2 separate regions of the Homo sapiens genome follow, and region 1 is linked to region 2. A link is an interaction called in ENCODE POLR2A ChIA-PET data of the cell type or tissue named here. Cell type or tissue: GM12878. All regions are shown on one strand. Each heading gives the region's core, and the rest is flanking DNA. Links, peaks and the distances in the headings are about the cores only. Region 1 overlaps LINC00423 (long intergenic non-protein coding RNA 423). Region 2 overlaps STARD13 (StAR related lipid transfer domain containing 13).

Region 1 (5,382 bases), core at 125-5,124, 330 kb after region 2:
TACAGCAGGGAATACTATGCAGCCATTAAAAAGAAGGAATTCATGTCCTTTGCAGCAACATGGATGCAGCTGGAGGCTATTATTAATGCAGGAGCAAAAAACCAAATACCACATATTCTCACTTATGAGTGGGAGCTAAATATCGGGTACTCATAGACATAAAGATGGCAACTATAGACACTGGGAACTAATACAGGGGGAGGGAGAAGAAGGACAACAGTTGTAAAACTAATTATTGGGGACTATGCTCACTACTTGGAGGATAGGGTCAACTATGAACCCCAAACACCAGCATCATGCAATATACACAAGTAACAAACCTGCACATGTACGCCCTGAATCTAAAATAAAAGTTGACTTAAGAAAAAAAAAAGTATCACCTCTTAAAAGGTGCTACTTTCATGTGAGCTAGATATTTGAATTTTGTTAAGGGAGTGGGATTGGTTTTTTGGTTTGTTTGTTTGTTTGTTTGTTTTTCTGAGAGTCTCGCTGTGTCACGCTGGCTGGTGTGCTGTGGCTCACTGCAGCCTCAACCTCCCAGGCTCAAGTGATCCTCCTATCTCAGCCTCCCGAAAAGCTGGGACCACAGGTGCACACCACCATACCCAGCTAACTTTGTAGTGAGGGGGTGCTCCTTATGTTGCCCAGGCTGGTTTCAAACTCCTGGTCTCAAGCAATCCTCTTGTCTTGGCCTCCCAAAGCACGGGGACACTGGGATTCCAATGTGAGCCACTGCACCCAGCTGAGCTGATATCTGAAGGGTGACAGGCAGGCATATGAAGAGCTGAAGCTCTAGGGAAAGAGAGTTCCGAGCAAAGGGAATCACAGGTGCAATAGCCCAGAGGCAGAACAAGTCTGGGGTGTTCTAGGGAAGAGAGACTATAACTGGAGCTGGGGGCCAGGGAAAGGAGGAATAAAGTGAGGTCTGAGAGTAGAAAGTACCAGGTTGTGCAGGGCCGTTAGGCCATGGCAAAGAGTGTGAATTTATTCCAAGTGCAGTGGGAAGCCACTGAGGAAATCAGGGTAGGGGTGAGAGTGACAGAATCAGATCTGCATTTTAAAAATATTAAGTCTTAAATCTTTCCCATTTTTGTGGATTTATTAGTAAAGCCAGGAAACATGTTAAAAGGCTATGGCTGTGCTTGCCTTGGCAGCACATGAACTAAAACTGGAACAATACAGAGATGAATATGGCCCCCTGTGTTAAGAGCCTGCAGCTAAACGTGCTTTTTCTGATTCCAGAGCCTATGCCTTTTCACCTGTTCTGGAAGATGCAGCTCCTTGCAGGTCATTCCAAAGTAAAAAAGTTACCGCCCGTTTATAAGTATGCTAGAGAACCGTTCTTCAGAGAGGGCCATTTTCAAAGTGCTGGCCAAAAAATGTTACTCTTATTCAAAATCAAAAGAATAAAAACTGCTACACAGGCAGGAACAGGTTCTTTTTGCCTCTACCTTTCAACATGATCAATGTAATATGCTCAAAAGTCCGCAAGTCTCATAGGTACTTTCTGGTGAGTTCAAAGATGGCTGACTCTGCTGCACAGAGCAATGTTGCTTGACATTTACAGTACTGGCTCATCTTTGCAAACAAATCGACATTGCAGTTGAGTTGAAGTGTCCATGGCACGGTTGTCTGCATGGTGTTGGGCTGTCTAGGCTGGCTCTGATCCTCTGGATATAAGAACGTGCGTTTTACATGGGACCAGAAGATCAAGATAGGTAAGTCCTGCCAACTCATGAAAGGCCATCAGTCCACAAGAAAGGGCAGAGAGCAGGGTAGGAGTTCAGGAGAAAGGCAATCTTTAAAGTGTCCTTCACTCCTGGACCAGCCCAAACTATTCTGGGTATTTCTTTTCCTTTTTTATTCTTTTTTTTTCCAGTAGATGATACAGCTTTGCAATGCAATCTTCGCTGGTACAAAAGCATACTTGTGTGTTGCTGAGCCTGAGTGATGTACTATATGGGAAAACCACCAGTGCAAAGAAGATATTAATTCATGTACACCCTATGAAGCAATTTCATGCTTTTATAAGTTTAATGTTATTACAATTGGGTCCAGCTTTTGCTGTAATTCTTTTCTCAGAAGGGGCATTATAATGTGCTGTCTAGGAGCCTATTTTATCCCGTAGCCGTTATAAGCTAACTTAACTACATTAAGATCACGTTAAGAACGTATCTAGTAACATAAAAGAAAATCAAAACTAAAAGCAGGAAATGCTCTGGATACTGAAATTTACCATTAAATACATGGCCACCTCCTTCAGCAAACACACACATACACACACTGCAGGGGACTGTTACTTCCATTTCATCAATAAACTGAATAATAAATTCAGTATTTCCAATAAATTGAAAAGTGAATTATAATGAAACTGGGTATCTGTTCCCCCAAAGGTTGATGAGTACTCACTTAGAAAAGGCCACTTAGTTCGTCCTCTGTCTCTAGAGAGAGTTACTCCATTTCTAAGGATCTCAGTTTCCATCAGTAACCTGTACTCATTCAGTCAGCCTTTGCTGAAGACCTACTACGTGATTCTCAGGCCCCGTGGGGTCCCTGTCCCACCTGTGCCGCAGTAGACATGCAGTAATGAGTGAGCACTGCCGGCTGCAGGAGCTGCAGAGATGCCCACTGGAGTGTCCCCCAGGAATGACACACATTGCATTTCCCTACAACAGAAGATCCAATTCAGAAGTTTTGTTTTTGTTTAATTAAAGAAAAAAGATGCTGAATACAAAGCACCCTTCCTGTGGCTAAAGCAGGGATGCAATAGAGAGGCAGCTGATTGCAGGTCAGAGACTAGAAAGGAGCAGCAGGTCCCAGGAATGGGTGTTGTTTTGTTTGTAAAGCCATTCCCAGGTTATGTGACACTAGCAACAGCCCTGGGTGGTTGATTCAGTGAACACAGATCGAGAGTAAGTGGAGGCCAAGACAAATGACAACAAAGTCTCAAAAGGAGGAAGCAACTTGCTGGGCGAGATCAGCACAGAACAGCACTGCTCCCACGTCAGGGAGCTCACAGAGGAGCAGGCTGGACAGGATCCACACTGACGAAGGCGCCCTCCAGCTCTCTCATGAGAGAGATGGAAGGTGACATGTGAACCCCGCTGCATCTTATTTATGGTTTGCTGTGTCTAATTATGGTTGAGAGAGTATGTGTGTGTGTGTAACATAAACCGCAAAGAGATCTTATTTCCTAGTTTGGGTTCTGTCACATTGAAGTAATTTTTCTGTGACTTTATAGAGTTCTGTGGTTAAAACCCATCCAAGTACTGTGATAAATAACTGCCTGACCTGGGGGACCTGCAGGGGACCCTGGTGATGGCCAGCTGTGCTTTTCTTTTCTTTTCTTTTCTTTTTTTTTTTTTTTGAGACAGATCCTCACTGTCTCCAGGTTGGAGTGCAGTGGCACGATCTTGGCTTACTGCAACCTCCGCCTCCCGGGTTCAAGCAATCCTCCTGCCTCAGCTTCCTGAGTAGCTGGGACTACAGGTGCACACCACCACATCCAGCTAAGTTTTCGTATTTTTAGTAGAGACAGGTTTCACCGTGTTGGGCAGGATGGTCTTGATCTCTCGACCTCATGATCCGCCTGCCTTAGCCTCCCAAAGTGCTGGGATTACAGGCGTAAGCCACCGCACCTGGTCTAGCCCTGCTTTTCTAAGATAACCCACACAGCTATAAGTGTCAAAAGGGGTGGTTCCCATTGGTCTGAACCATGGTAGGTCGCCATGGTACTAGATAGGATGCCAAAAGCACAAAAGAAAAGATAGGTAAACTTCATTAAAACTAACAACTTTTGTGCTTCAAAGGACAACATGAAGAAATTGAAAAGACAATGTACAAGACAGTAGAAAATATTTGAAAATCCTATATCTAATAAGGGACTTATAACTAGAATATAGAAAGAACTCTTACAACTCAACAAAATAACCTAGTTTTAGAATAGGCAAAGGACCTCAATAGATATTTCTTGAAAGACAGATAAATGATCAATGAGCCAATGAAAAGATGCTCAACGTCGTTAGTCATCGGGGAAATGCAAATCAAAACCACACCGAGACACCACTTCACATCCACTGAAATAGCTATACTCAAAAAGACAGACAATAACAAATGTTGGTAAGGATGTGGAAAAATTGAAACCCTCATACATGGATAGTGGAAATGGAAAATGGTGCAGCCAGCACTTTGGGAGGCTGAGGTGGGTGGATCATGAGGTCAAGAGACCGAGACCGTCCTGGCCAACATGGTGAAACCCCGTCTCTACTAAAAAATACAAAAAATTAGCCAGGCATGGTGGCGGGCGCCTGTAGTCCCAGCTACTCAGGAGGCTGAGGCAGGAGAATGGCGTGAACCCGGGAGGCGGAGCTTGCAGTGAGCCCAGATGGCGCCACTCCAGCCTGGGCGACAGAGCGAGACTCCGTCTAAATAAATAAATAAATAAACAAACAGTTTGGCAATTCCTCAAATTGCTGTGACATGTGACACAGCATTTCTACTCTTAGGTATACACCCAAGAGAACTGAAGACACTTGTCCACATAAAGCCTGTAAATGAATGTTCAGAGCAGCCTTATTCATAACAGCGACAATGTAGACAAACCAAATGCTCGTTAATTAATGATGGATAAACAAACTGTGGTTCTGATAGACTGAATAGTGGCCTCCAGTGGCCCTAACCCCTGGAACCTGTGGTTGTTATCTTATATGGCAAAAGCACTCTGCAGATGGGATCACGTTAAGAATTTTTTTCCAGTCAAGGTTTTATTCCGCCACCCAAGCATGGAGTGTAGTGGCGCCATCTTGGCTCACTGCAGCCTCAACCTCTGGGGCTCAAGCAGTCCTTCCACCTTGGCCTCCCAAGTTGCTGGGACTACAGTTGCATGCCACCACACCTGGCTATTTTTTTTTTTTTTTTTTTCCTTATAGAGATGTTTCCCAGTATGGTCTTGAATTCCTCAGCTCAAGCGACCCTCCTGCCACAGCCTCCCAAAGTTCTGGGATTACAGGCATGACCCACCATGCCTGGCTACCTTGAGGACCTTAAAAGAGGGAGCATATCCTGAATTATCCAGGTGGACCCAATGTAATCTGAAGGGTCCCCATATGAGGGAGGTAGAGGAGGATTTGACTACAGAACAGAAGGCAATGTGACAACTGAAGCAAAATGCTACATGCTGGCTTGGAGGATGGAGGAAGGAGCCATAAGCCAAGGAATGCCAGCAGTCACTGGGAGCTGAAAAAGGTGAAGAAATGGACTCTCCCCGAGCCTGTAGAGCAAGTATGGCCCTATTGACCCTTGATCTCAGCCAAGAGAAATTGATTTCAGACTTCTGACCCCCAGAACTGTACGGCAATAAATGTGTGCTGTTTTAAGCAACCA
Region 2 (5,382 bases), core at 112-5,111:
TTAAATGAATAAAAAAAGACTTCATTTTTAAAAATTGACTTTGTTTCTTAGAGAATTTTTAGGTTCACAACAAAACTGAGCAGAAACTACAGAGAGTTTTCATATATAGCCTGTTCCCACACAGGCACAGCCCCCCGCCCACTCACTATCAACATCCCCCACCAGACTGGTACATTTTCTAGAATCAATGAACCTACATTGACATATCATTATCACCCAAATTCTCCATAGTGTACATTAGGGTTCACACTTGGTGTTATATATTCTGTGGGTTTTGGCAAATGCATCCACCATTATAGTATCATAGAGAGTAGCTGCATTGCCCTAAAAATCCTCTGTGTTCCACCTTTCCACTCCTCCTCTCCCCAACCCCTGGCAACCACTGATCTTTTCACTATCTCCACAGTTTTGCCTCTTTTAGAATGCTATATAGTTGGATCATAGAGGATATAGCCTTCTCATACTGGCTTCTTTCACTTAGTAACATGCACTTAAGTTTCTTCTATGTCTTTTCATGGCTTGATAGCTCACCTCTTTTTACTGGTGAATAACATTCTATTGCCCACATGGACCACAGTTTATCCATTCACCTGACATATCAGTTGTTTTCAAGTTTTGAAAATTATGAAAAAGCTACTATAAATACCTACGTGCAGGTTTGCATGTGGATGTAAGTTTTCCATTCATTTGAGTAAATGCCTAGAAGTGCAATTTCTCGAGTATATGATAAAAGTGTATTTGGCAGTAAGAAGCTGCCCACTGTCTTCCAATGTGGCCATACCATTTTTCATTCCCACCAGCAATGAATGAGAGTTTCTGTTGCTCCACATTCCCACCAGCATTTAGTGTTGTCAGTGTTTTAGATTTTTACCTTAGATATGTGGTTGTATCTCATGGATGTTTTAGTTTGCAATTCCCTAATGACATGTGATGTTGAGTGCCTTTTTAAAGGCTTGTTTACCATATATTCATCTCCTTTAGTGAGTTGTCTGTTCAGATGTTTTGCCCTCTTTTTAACTGGGCTGTTTGTTTCCTTATTGTTGAGTTTTAAGGGTTCTTTATATATTTTAGCTAATAGTCCTTTAACAGAGATATCTTTTGCAAATATGCTCTCTCTGTATATAGCTTGTCTTCTCTTTCTCTTGAAAGTTTTTTTCTCTGAAAGAACTAAGTAGAAGTATTGAATTTTAATGAAGTCTGGTTTATCAGTTATTTCTTTCATGGACCAGGCCTGTGGTGTTGAATCTAAAAGGTCATCACTTTATTCAAAGTCATGTAGATTTTCTCCTATGTTATCTTTTTGGAGTTGTATAGCTTTGTGTTTACACTTAGGTCTATGATTCATTTTGAATTAATTTTTGTGATGATATAAGGTCTGTGTCTAGACTAAATTTTTTTTGCATTTGAATATCCACTTGTTGCAACAGCATTTGTGGAAAGACTACCTTTTATCCATCGTATTGCCTTTGCTCCTTTATAAACGTAAGTTGACTCTCTTTGTGCGAGTCTGTTTTGGGTTCCTCATTCTGCTCCATTTATCTCTTTGTCTATTCTTTCACCAGTACCATACTATCATGATTACTATGGCTTCATAGGAAGTCTTGAATTTGGATAGTGTCAGTCCTCCAGTTTTGCCCCTTCATTATTGTGTTGGTTATTCTGAGTCTTTTGCTCCTTCATATAAACTTTAGAATCAATTTGCTGATATCCACTGTTTTGGTTTTTTGTTTGTTTGTTTGTTTGTTTAAAACTGGACATTTTAAATATTGTAATATGGCACCTCTTGAAATCAGATCTTCTCTTCCCAGGGTGGTCATTGTTGCTATCTGTTTAATGAATATCTGGAACTAATTCTCTAAAGTCTGTATCCCTTGTTGTATCCACTGAAGTATCTACTCAGTTAATTTAGTAATCAGCAAATGATTGGACAGAGATTTTCTTAGATACCTTCAACCAATCCCTCAGTCTTTGCTGAGCGGCTCTTTGTGCATGTTACAATATGGCTTCAGCACTGCAGCAGGGAATTGATAACTCTGCCTTAGCCTTGATTTCCTGCTTGTGCAGATCATCAAGGTCAGCTAAAGGTGGAAGATTAGGGCCAGCTCAGGTCTTTCCTGGGTATACACACAGTTCTGCACATGTACTTGGCCTTCTAGATTCCTAGGAATACATTGGAACTTTTCTAAGTCCCCTATGGACATCTCATTCTCCCAGATATTCTTTTTAAGCTTTTTGGTTAGCATCTTGTTTGGCTCAACTGTTATTACCATTTCAGGCAACTGCCATGTTGACTAATTACTACTGACTGTCTTTGACAAACACCCTGGGTATAAGCTAGTTTCAGTAATGATTTGAGTCAGGTTAAATAAAGACAAGCGCTGTGAACTGGGGGTTTTCAGGGAATTCCCAGACAGCTCAGATAATGACAATTCTTTGGTAACGGAGTTTTGGGGAAGCTCAAACATGTTCTTCCCTCTCCAGTGGATGCAAGGCTACTAGTTTTCACAGCTACTCTGACGGTGATGCTGTTGATTTTCAAAGCTCCTGAAAAGCTGGGGAAAAGGGCATAGGAATAGGGTGGGTTTGAATGTCACAAAGCTCACTGTCCTTACATATGTTTAACCATTTTTCTTAAATAGACACTTAGTGTTACTTAGTTTGTTGGAAGCCCATATCAATTTACAGCTTTCTTAAAAAGTTGATTTTGACAATATCTGCCAGTACTTTTGTTGATTTTATGAAGAAGTGGGGTTTTGGAGGTTTTCACTTAACCTTTTTCACTGATGTCACTCACTTGCATTATTTTTTATTCAGCTTTATTTAAATATAATTTATATTCCAAAAAATCACCAAAGCATACAATTTGATTAATTTTGTGAAATGTACAGCTATGTAACTATCACCACAATCGTGACATAAAACTTTATTTTTTCAGCTACAGGGTCCTACTATGTCACCCAGGCTGGAGTGCAGTGGCGTGGTCTCAGCTCACTGCAGCCTTGACCTCCCAGGCTCAAGTGATCCTCTCACTTCAGCCTCCTGTGTAGCTAGGACTACAGGCACGTGCCACCATGCCCAGCTAATTTTTTTTTTTGAGATGGAGTTTCACTCTGTCACCCAGGCTGGGGTGCAATGGTGCAATCTCGGCTCGCTGCAACCTCCGCCTCCCGGGTTCAAGCAATTCTCCTGCCTCAGCCTCCTGAGTAGCTGGGATTACAGGCATGTGCCACCACGCCTGGCTAATTTTGCATTTTTAGTAGAAATGGGGTTTTACCATGTTGGTCAGGCTGGTCTTGAACTCCTCACCTCAGGTGATCCACCTGCCTTCACCTCCCAAAGTGCTGGGATTACAGGCATAAGCCACCACACCCGGCTTAATTTTTATATATTTTTTTTGTAGCGACAGGGCCTCTCCATGTTGCCCAGGCTGGTCTCAAACTCCTGGGCTCAAGCGATCTGCCCACCTTGGCCTCCCAAAGTTCTGGGATGACAGGCATGAGCCACCATGCCCAGCCGTGACACAGAACATTTTTGTGACCTCAAAAAGTCCCCCAGTGCCAGCATTTGGCAACCACTCATCTGTTTCCTGTCACTACAGTTTTGCCTTGCCTGAAATTTTTTTGATGAGTGGAATCCTGTAGTGTATGCTCTTTGTGTCTGGGTTCTTTTACTTAGCATAATGACTCTGAGATTCATGTATAGTGTTGTATGTATCAATAGTTAGTGCCTTGAATTGTTGAGTATTCCATTGTATGGATATACCACAATTTTTATATCCATTTACCAGCTGATGGACATTTGGGCCATTTCTACTTTTTGGCTATCTTATGATTAAAGCTGCTATGAACATTCAAGTACAAATCTTTTTACAGCAAAAAAAAAATTATAAAAAGTATAAATCTTTTTGTGGACATGTGATTTCTTTTATCTTGCATAAGTAGCTGAGAGTGGAATTGCTAGATCAAGTACTAAAAATATATCTAATTTCATAAGAGACTGCCAAACTGTTTTCCAAAGAGACTGTACGCTTTGGAAGTTTCAGTAGTTCTGAATCCTTGCTAATACTTAATGTTGTCAGCGTTTTTACTTTAGGTATTCTGTTGTGTAGTGGTGTCTCGTTATGATTTTAATTTGCATTTCTTTCATGACTGATGATATTGAACATCCTTTCATGTCTTCTCTTAGAAGTATCTGTTTGAATATTCTGCCCATTTGAAAATCAGGTTGTTTGACTTGTTACTGAGTTTAAGAATTCTTTAGGTGTTCTGTATATGAGTCCTTTATCAAATACATGTTTTGCAACTGCTTTTTCCAAGTAGAGAAGCAATTTGTAAGGTACAGGCAAACATCTGAGTTTAGGGGCAATAAAAGGACCCAGAGCTATAAAGTCAAATCTACTTAGAGTCTTCAGCTTTAGAAAATAATAAATAAACTTCCTGCATGTGTCAGAAAGTATAAAGCATATTCGAGTCTGTGGTATATAGAAGATGATTCCTTTGATGTCTTGTGTGTGTGTCGTAGATCAAAAGCTTTTCCACAGAAAAGCAGAATGGAGTGTTTTGTTTGTGCTTCCAAACCCTAATGGAAGAACAAGTTCACTAGATAAGTTCATTTTATAAATAACAGGCAATCCTCCCCTAAACAAACCTGTTACAGAGCCACCAAATGTGCAATATCCACCATTTTTTTTCACTTCACACCCACTCTTAGGTAGACATGCTAACACACGTGGAACAGACCAAAGAGACAGGCTGAGAGCCTGCCAAAGATGGTCTCAGATGAGATGATCAGCTTCCAACTCAGCATTGCCTGCTATATCTGACACTAATGAATGCGTAGTCAGAGGGTACATTGGAGGTGGTTGAAAATGAGGAGAGTCATTAAACGTATTTCAGTCGGTGAGCGACGTGAGAAAAAGTTGAGAAATAGAACTGGTTTCAGTGTAAAGTTTTAGAAGTGGTAGTGAAACCAATTAGGAGGCTGATGCCTGACTCTTGATAAACAACGACAGGAGACTGAATTAGGGCCAAAGGAGAGGCAAGACTTCAAAGACATCATAGAGGTATAATTGACAGGATTTGGTGATCAACGAATGTAGATTGTGAAGGAGTAGAGCCTCAAGATGACATTATTTTCTAGTTTGGATGGCCCATTGGTGATGCTCTTAGTCAAGACAAGACAGTACGTAGGAGAAACAGGTTTTGAAGAGAATGCAGAATGTGACTCTGGCCTCAGATGAGATGCCTGGGCTGGAGACAGAGGACTGGGTATCACTTGAGTCTAATTTATGTTAAGATTCTTCAGTAAGGCCATGGAGAGTAAAAAGGGATGGACCTCAGTCTGAATTCTAACAAAAAAATTAATAGTTAAAGGGCAAGTACT

Evidence for each region. Peaks named below come from ENCODE experiments on the same cell type or tissue, not always from the same donor. Only the 100,000 strongest peaks of a DNase experiment are listed, where the experiment ranks them.
Region 1: POLR2A ChIA-PET joins it to region 2 with 6 read pairs; 1 of 35 experiments calls an interaction of 5 or more read pairs at or near these places.

What each region holds. Positions count from the first base shown.
Region 1 is chr13:32,809,187-32,814,568 of GRCh38, reverse strand. It overlaps LINC00423 (long intergenic non-protein coding RNA 423), which reads left to right. Exons shown (of 5, transcript NR_047020.1): 5 at 4,929-5,379. Among named protein-coding and RNA genes, the nearest start is that of LINC00423, 100 kb to the left of the region's middle. In GM12878, for the core only: no CTCF peak of the experiment used is centred there; a DNase peak (open chromatin) is centred at 3,058; H3K27ac peaks cover 1,103 bases.
Region 2 is chr13:33,144,036-33,149,417 of GRCh38, reverse strand. The region is part of intron 3 of STARD13 (StAR related lipid transfer domain containing 13); the gene reads left to right. Among named protein-coding and RNA genes, the nearest start is that of KL, 130 kb to the right of the region's middle. RefSeq lists an enhancer at 2,251-2,550. In GM12878, for the core only: no CTCF peak of the experiment used is centred there; DNase peaks (open chromatin) are centred at 2,377, 3,614 and 4,897; H3K27ac peaks cover 4,850 bases.